Linked DNA regions of Homo sapiens: region 1 is linked to region 2. Evidence: chromatin loops called from intact Hi-C (ENCODE). Cell type or tissue: heart right ventricle. All regions are shown on one strand.

Region 1 (4,000 bases), 130 kb after region 2:
TGTCACCCAGGCTGGAGTGCAATGGCTAGATCTTGGCTCACTGCAACCTCCGCCTCCCGGGTTCAAGTGATTCTCCTGGTTCAGCCTCCCGAGTAGTTGGGATTACAGGCACCCACCACCACACCCGGCTAACTTTTGTACGTTTAGTAGAGATGGGGTTTCACCATGTTGGCCAGGCTGGTATTTTTTCATTTTTAAAAAAATTTTTTTAGAGATGGGCTCTGCCTGTGTTGCCTAGGCTGATCTCCAACTCCTAGCCTCACGTGATATTCACACCTTGGCCTCCCCAAAGCACTGGGATTACAGGCATGAGCCACTATGACCGGCCCATCACAATTTTTAAATGCTTAGATTCAGGACTCTAACCATCTTAAATAGTTCAGATAAAATTTCTTCTATACTTAGTCTTATTTCTTCTACTCTTAATGATGTTTTAAGATCAGGAGTCAAGGTGCCCAGGAACTCTTGTCCTTCAGCCTAAGTGATGAAAACAGCACAGATCTAGGGCTTAAAGTCTTTAGACTGCATAATGAATAGTTATTTAATATTTTAGCAACAGTAATTAATTAGTCATAGGACTGCATGGCTGCCACTGCACCATGATGAGGCAGCTGATGAATTAATATTTATAGAACCCCCTCCGGAAAGGAGACCATTTAGTAGGGATTTCTAGAACAGATCAGCAAGACAAAGAAAATGCCTGGTCAAAAGAACTTTAGGTTGGAAGCTACGAGGAAGAGAATCTGTATCTAGTCTAGACAACACACACATACACACACAAGACATTCATTTATAGGAAGGAAAGATTTATGGCTTATGACTTCTTTTCTTTGGAATCGTCATTTCTACTCTTCTATTCAAGAATGGGGGATCAGGATGGGAAAAGGAGCAAGAGAAAGTGTTGGCTGGGCAACCCTAAGTTAGAAGCAGAGAAGAAATATGAGGAAAATAGGAAGAATAGCTATGACTAGGTTGGACCTCAGTTACTCCTGGGAGGCATCTCCCCAAGAGGGAGCAGCAGGCTTGTTGATGGAGATCATCTCCCTCCTGCCCCAGCTGCTGACGTGATACTCGCTAGCCCTGGCTCAAGCTGGGGCCCCTCTGGGATTTTGCAATATCTCTCCCTTCTGCTGGTTTTCTATACCAGCTGACTGTCTAAAATGACTTCGTAATCCTTCCTGGGTCCAAAAATATGTGAGTGTGGTGTGAAGATAAGTGGTCCTTGATAAACTTTATTAGAGCTTAAAGGTGGTTTTAGATGAGGCAGCCATGTTAATTTTTAAGGCCTTTCAAAACACCAAGGAAAAAATACACACACACACACACACACACACACACAGAACCTATGGGGGAGATTGATTATTTCCGTCTTACTAATTACAGTCTCAAAGAGGAAACACACACACCTACTCAAAATCTTTTTTCCAAGTGTTCTGGTAGGCCCTGTTCATATTTTTATTTCAAAGAAGATTATTTTGGCTCATGGGTGGATCTATGTGGTAACAGGGAAAAGAAATCAGATGAAAGAGATATTTGAAAACGAGGAGGGGGAAATTCTCCTTGGAGCACCACTGAATTGCTAAAACTAAAGGACGGGTCTCCACATTGATGAAAAGCCAGAAGATGAAGCAGCATTAAATGCCTTTCTCATTTGAAAAGATCATCAGCAGCAGGGAGCTCTGAAAGATGCTATGTCCTCCATCGCCACCTTGTGTGCATCACAGGCCTTGCTGCACTGGGATTTGTAGTTCAGACTTGGAAATTTGCTAACATTCGTCTCCTGCAAAAAAATTAGATTAAGAAAAAGTTGTGGCCGGGCGCGGTGGCTCACGCCTGTAATCCCAGCACTTTGGAAGGCCGAGGCGGGTGGATCACGAGGTCAGGAGATAGAGACCATCCTGGCTAACACGGTGAAACCCCGTCTCTACTAAAAATACTAGCCGTGCGCGGTGGCAGGCGCCTGTAGTCCCAGCTACTCGGGAGGCTGAGGCGGGAGAATGGCGTGAACCCAGGAGGCGGAGCTTGCGGTGAGCCGAGATCGCGCCACTGCACTCCAGTCTGGGCAACAGAGCGAGACTCCGTCTCACAAAAACACAAAAAAACAAAAACAAAAAGTTATGGCTCATGCCTGTAATCCCAGCACTTTGGGAAGCCGAGGTGGGCGGATCACCTGAAGTCAGGAGTTCGAGACCAGCCTGGCCAACAGGGCAAAACCCCATCTCTACTAAAATTACAAAATTAGCCAGGTGTGGTGGTGCGCGCCTGTAATCCCAGTTACCCAGTTACCAGGAGGCTGAGGCATGAGAATCACTTGAACCCGGGAGATGAATGTTGCAGCGAGCCGAGATTACGCCACTGCACTCCAGCCTGGGCAACCTAACGAGTCCATCTCAAAAAATAAAAATAAAAATAAAAATAAAAAAGTTGTTAGCACAAAGGAAAAGTGGACAAAAGATATTATTGAAGAGTTTTCACTCAAGGAAAAGCAAACACTGTACGTTTTTGTTCCTTCAGTATTCATTAAATGCCTACTCTGTGCCAGGCAGAGTTAGGTTTGAGGATCGAGTTCCCAAGGAGACTGGCAGCTTCCCTTTCTCATGAAAGACAGGGAGGCTGCTTGAAGGAATCATTCCAACGGGGATGAGAAGTCCGGGCACCTAGTCTGGGGGTGAGGTTCCCGGAAGATGTTGAGTTTAAAGCTGGTAACTGCTACGTATGAGTTAATGAATGTGAGGATGGTGGGGGAAACTTCAATACTATTATTCACCAAAAAAAGCACATGCAATGCAGTGTGGTGTTTGAATCATGGACTGCTTGGATTTGGTCCCAGATCTTTTGCATGTTACCATGAAGAAGTAATTCCACCTACCTGTTTCCCAGTTTTCTGGGATGATGGTGGTGGTATCTACCTTCATAAGTAAGCAAGGTTGGTTCCTTCTGAGGATTTTTTGTTTGTTTCTTTGTTTGTTTGTTTGAGACAGGGTCTCAGTCTGTTTCCCAGGCTGGAGTGCAGTGGTGCGATCTCAACTCACTGCAACTTCTGCCTCCCAGGCTCAAGTGATCCTCCCGCCTCAGCCTTCTGAGTAGCTGGGACCATGGGCATGCACCACCATGCCTGGCTAATTTTTGTATTTTTTTGTAGAGACAGGGTTTCGCCATGTTGCTCAGGCTAGTCTCGAACTCCTGAGCTCAAGCAACTGCCCACCTCTGCCTCCCAAAGTGATAGGATTAGAGGTGTGAGCCACCACACCTGGCCCTTCTGAGAGTTTTGAAAGAAGAATCTATTCCAGACCTCTCTCCATGGCTTGTAGATGACCATAGTCTTCCTATGTCTCTGTATATTGTCTTCCCTTGGTGTGTGTCTGTGTCCAAATTTGTTCGTCTCTCTCTTTTTTTTTTTTTTTTTTTGAGACAAGGTCTCACTTTGTTGCTGGAGTGCAGTGGCACGATCACGGCTCACTGCAGTCTCAGCCTGCTAGGCTCAAGTGAACCTCCCTCTTCAGCCTCCCTAGTAGCCGGGACTACAGGCATGTGCCACCACACCTGGCTAATTTTTTTTTTTTAAAGATGGGGTCTTGCTGTGTTGCCCAGGCTTGCCTACAACTGCTGGACTCAAGAAGTCCTCCCGCCTTGACCTCCCAAAGTGCTGGGATTACAAGCATGAGTCACCACACCTGGCCCAAATTTTCTCTTTTTACAAGAACATTAGTCATATTGGATTGGGCCCCCATCTTAAGGACTTCATTTTAACTTGATTCTCTCTCTCTCTGAAGACCCTGTCTCCAAATAACATTACATCCTGAGGTACTGAGGGTTAGGACTTCATCATGTAAATTTTCAAAGGGACACAGTTCAGCCCATAACAGAAATGGAGCTATGATTCCCTGAGATAGGAAGTATTAGGGAAGAAACATGTGGGGAAGGAGGGCAGAGAACCAAGAATTGGAAAGAAAAACAGTTAAAGTCATGAGACTATTCATTTATAATGATTTACATTTTA
Region 2 (4,000 bases):
AGGGGGGGAAATGCACTTTAAAAACAAGATACACAATTTCAAAAGAGCAATGAATTTCAGAGGTTTACTTTCAAAAAGGACCACAGCAATATTTCACTCCTTTTCTCATTTGCTTTTTGATTCAAATTCTATTCCCTCTCATTTAGACAACCAGTCCTTTAAGTGTCTCTCCTGATGAGGTCGCCTTTGGGATGAGGCATCTGTGAAATGGGCCACAGTTGCCCATTAGCAAGATCAAGGTAAAGGTTAATCAAATCTTGAAAATAATTTTTTTTTTTTTTTTTGAGACAAGGTCTTACTCTGTCACCCGGGCTGGAGTGCAGTGGCACAATCATGGCTCACTGCAGTCTCAATCTCCCAGGCTCAAGCAATCCTCCCACTTCAGCCTCCTGAATAGCTGGAACTACAAGTGTGCAGAACCATGCCCAGCTAATTTTTTTATTTTTTTTTTGTAGAGACAAGGTCTCACCATGTTGCCCACGCTGGTCTCAAATTCTTGGGCTCAAGCAGTCTGTCCACCTCAGCCTCCCAAAGTGCTGGGATTACAGGCGTGAGCCACCTTGCTCGGCCTTGAGCATAATTTCTCTCTTTTTTTTTTTGTAATGGAGTTTCGTTCTGTCACCCAGACTGCAGTGCAATGGCGCAATCTTGACTCACTGCAACCTCCACCTCCTGGGTTTAAGCGATTCTCCTGTCTCAGCCTCCTGAGTAGCTGGCATGACAGACACACACCACCACGCCCGGCTAATTTTTGTATTTTTAGTAGAGACAGGGTTTCATCATGTTGGCCAGGCTGGTCTCAAACTCCCGACCTCAGGTGATCTGCCCGCCACAGCCTCCCAAAGTGCTGGGACTATAGGCGTGAGCAGCTGCACCTGGCCATAATTTCTAACAAATGGCTTGCCATCTATGGCTGAATTAAAGAGAGTCCATAACATATATGAAATAAAGGCCCCGGGAACAGACTTTGGAGACATTTTTGGGTTTTAACAGACATTTCAGTCTTATATTCATATTCCAGGCAGATACACAGTTAAGTAGTTTGAGGGCCAAATTACAAAGCATGGCACTAATTTCATCAGTTTGAGAATGGATAATTGTTTTTGCTCCAAAGGCCCAAATTCATCTGAACACATTAACTCAATACTTTTACACTGCAATGGCCTTGTGGTTCTAGGGTACTTGTCAACAGGGAGTGTAGAGGAGAACTAAGCTGGAAGATCTAGCAACCCTTTTAATCAACAAGGAAGAAAATGCTGTGACAACTTCTATGCATGGAGTAACTTGTGAAAGGGAGTGAACAGGGGTCTGATGTCCTACAAGTGAAAGGAGGGTCATTCTGAATAGAAGGAGTGAGCTGACAGGCCTGGTAAGGTGGCTCCACCTCAACAAAAGCCCCCAGGGCAAATGTTTTTCTGGGATTACAGTTAGTACTTGGACCTGTGAGGACTGCAAGTTCATTTTCTTTTCTAGGAAGCGATTATGACTGAATACCATACCTTCACCAAGTCTTTCGGCCAACCAGTTCCTAAGACACTACGGCTGCCATATCCCAGTGTGTTGCCTCCATATTCAGCAACCTTCCTACTGTTTGTGTTAGGCCCCGCATATATCACCAACTTCAAAACAGAAAATATACTGTTAGACTGTAAAAGAAAAACAAAAACAACATCTACAAATAAAAAGGCTGCAAAAACATTTGTTTAAAATACAATTATAACCAGGCATTGGTGTCATTATAGTATAACTAATATTTCCCGATTTTTTTAGGTATAACTGATACTAGTTTGGATGCAATCAGTCATTGGTATTTACAGGGAAGCCACAGAGTAATAACAATTCTTAATAAAAAGAAGTATACTTTTTATATTACCACACTTTAATTGGCTTGGGGACCTCACATTAAATAGTTATACTCAGTTATTGTACATCAATATTTTTGAAATAGCTATTTTAATGCTAATTAATAACAAATAACTCATTAATAACAGTTTGGCCCCTTAAGTCCTCCCCAAAATTAATAAAGTGAGCAAATACAGATGGAAATATGGTTATATCTAACACAACAACAAAATAAAAGCACCAAAAAAAATCAATGAATAAATAAGAATTTTTAAAAATGCAACAAATTGAAAATAAGCCATATATTCTTAGGATGTTGCTTAATGGTATAAAAAGAAAATGATACAAATTTGGGCCAGAAAGGGGGCTGCTGCTTCTTGGGTCAGTTTTCATGTATCAATATTTCTCTAATTCATTTATAACCAGCTGGCTGACTTTCTAATCGGCAGAAGAAACATTTATAGCTCATTTGGCATTCAAAGACTTCCATAGGAAAAATAAAGCTCTGGCTTCTGTAAATACCAAACCCTGTCTTCTAATGTGCGCTCTGACTGCTTCTCACTGCATCTAAGTTCAGATTTAGTAGCTCTATCTTCAGCCCTGAATGCTTATTATTTCGTGATTTCTTACCCTTTGGGGCCTTTTGCTGACACCAGCCAGGGACCACTGGAAAAGTAAATGTACTTTTATCCATGTAGTAAGCCTCTTTGTGCTTCACCATTTAACACTAATGTCTACTGCAGGCATAAGTTAGCGCATATTGGAAATGCAAAATACAGTTTTTAAAGGAGAAACAAAACGACACCAACTAAAATGGCAGCCTCTCCCATTTCTATATTAAAAGTCACTTCACCTGAACCTGGGAAATGGGGGTAGCCAATGCCAGGAGCTATGAATTACGGTGGACTGATGCTAGGAGAGATATGTTTCTGAAAGGCCTACTAAAGATCATCTCATATATTTTCTTGCTTCCAGCTAAGGTGAGTTTTGAAGACAAGGCTTTGGGGACACCTGGGAATCTTCACTATCCTAAAAGATAATGGGGAAGAGGATTCTATAACTTGCCCAGAAATGTGTTTCACCATCTCATAGTATATACAGTTAAGAAGTCCTTTATTTTTAACCTAAAAACCTCCCCGGATAGAATTTTTTTAAAAGTCAGCCTCAGAAGTCAGAATCCCCTGCTAGGATTTAAGCCCATTTGCCCTCACACAGTTCACAGGGGAGAGAGAAAACAGATCACTAAGAAGCTACATAAAAATAGTATGCACGAAGCTATTAGATAATCCTCCAACTGTTCTTTCATATGTTACATATTTCATTAGCCTTTCCCCCTAAGACCACATGACAGGTTACAATTCAACAATTCTAAGTAGAAGAAAATGCTTCAACCCCTAAGATGCTTCCTTTCGTTCATAACTGTTAAGCCACCAGGTTGGAAACTACTCTTCCTCAAAAAAAGAACAAATGTTTAAATAAATATAAACCAGATCCTAGCACCTCTGAAACCCTTCTAAAAAGCCACCTTTTCCCAAAAGATACATGAGAAGCCCCAAGAATTGGGCAGTGAGACCTTTCTAGATGAATGGACATCACACATCTGGGGTAACTTCAAGCACGGAGGGAGGGCAGGGGGTAAGCAGAATGAAAAGGAACATTTCCTTCCTCTCATATATCTAAGCACCTGAAAGCTTACAAAGTACACTTTCAACATATCATTAAAACATTGTTCTTAGACTGCAGAGGTGGTGTTTCTTTAACTCCCTCAATCACTACCCTTCAAAGATAAGAACTTTATCTTAGGAAAGTTCTCCTTAGAGATATCTGCAGACAGAAATCAGTCAAGAATGGTGACCAGCAGCAAAGAAAAATAAGAAGCATCTAAGAATCAGCTTACTCGAGGTGGAACCAATAGTAACCCAGTTCTTACTTACTTTGTCATAGTCATATTGCGAAGAGCATCTGCTATCAAATCTAAGGTACAGGCAGCGAGCTCCTGGGATATGGACCGTTTCTTTAAATTTATAGTTGTCTCTGACGGGGTGGACTGTTTCCACAGTCTTTCCAGCAGCCCATGGGGCAGGAATCTTTAAACCAGTGAGAAATCCTGGCTCTTCCTTCTCTTCTAACATTCTAAACAGAAAAAGAGAAAGTGATT

Evidence for each region. A loop is a pair of places that touch in the nucleus more often than their neighbours do. Peaks named below come from ENCODE experiments on the same cell type or tissue, not always from the same donor. Only the 100,000 strongest peaks of a DNase experiment are listed, where the experiment ranks them.
Region 1: a loop joins it to region 2, with 3.0 times the contacts of the local background. A loop is called at or near these places in 13 of 110 quality-filtered maps.

The regions. Positions count from the first base shown.
Region 1 is chr12:112,385,819-112,389,818 of GRCh38, forward strand. No RefSeq gene overlaps it. Among named protein-coding and RNA genes, the nearest start is that of HECTD4, 5.4 kb to the left of the region's middle. In heart right ventricle, CTCF peaks have their summits at 1,713 (motif pointing left) and 1,912; DNase peaks (open chromatin) are centred at 1,733 and 2,072; H3K4me3 peaks cover 316 bases; H3K27ac peaks cover 520 bases.
Region 2 is chr12:112,252,544-112,256,543 of GRCh38, forward strand. HECTD4 (HECT domain E3 ubiquitin protein ligase 4) reads right to left here. Exons shown (of 76, transcript NM_001388303.1): 21 at 3,777-3,975; 22 at 1,500-1,619. Among named protein-coding and RNA genes, the nearest start is that of MIR6861, 91 kb to the left of the region's middle. In heart right ventricle, no CTCF peak of the experiment used is centred here; no DNase peak of the experiment used is centred here.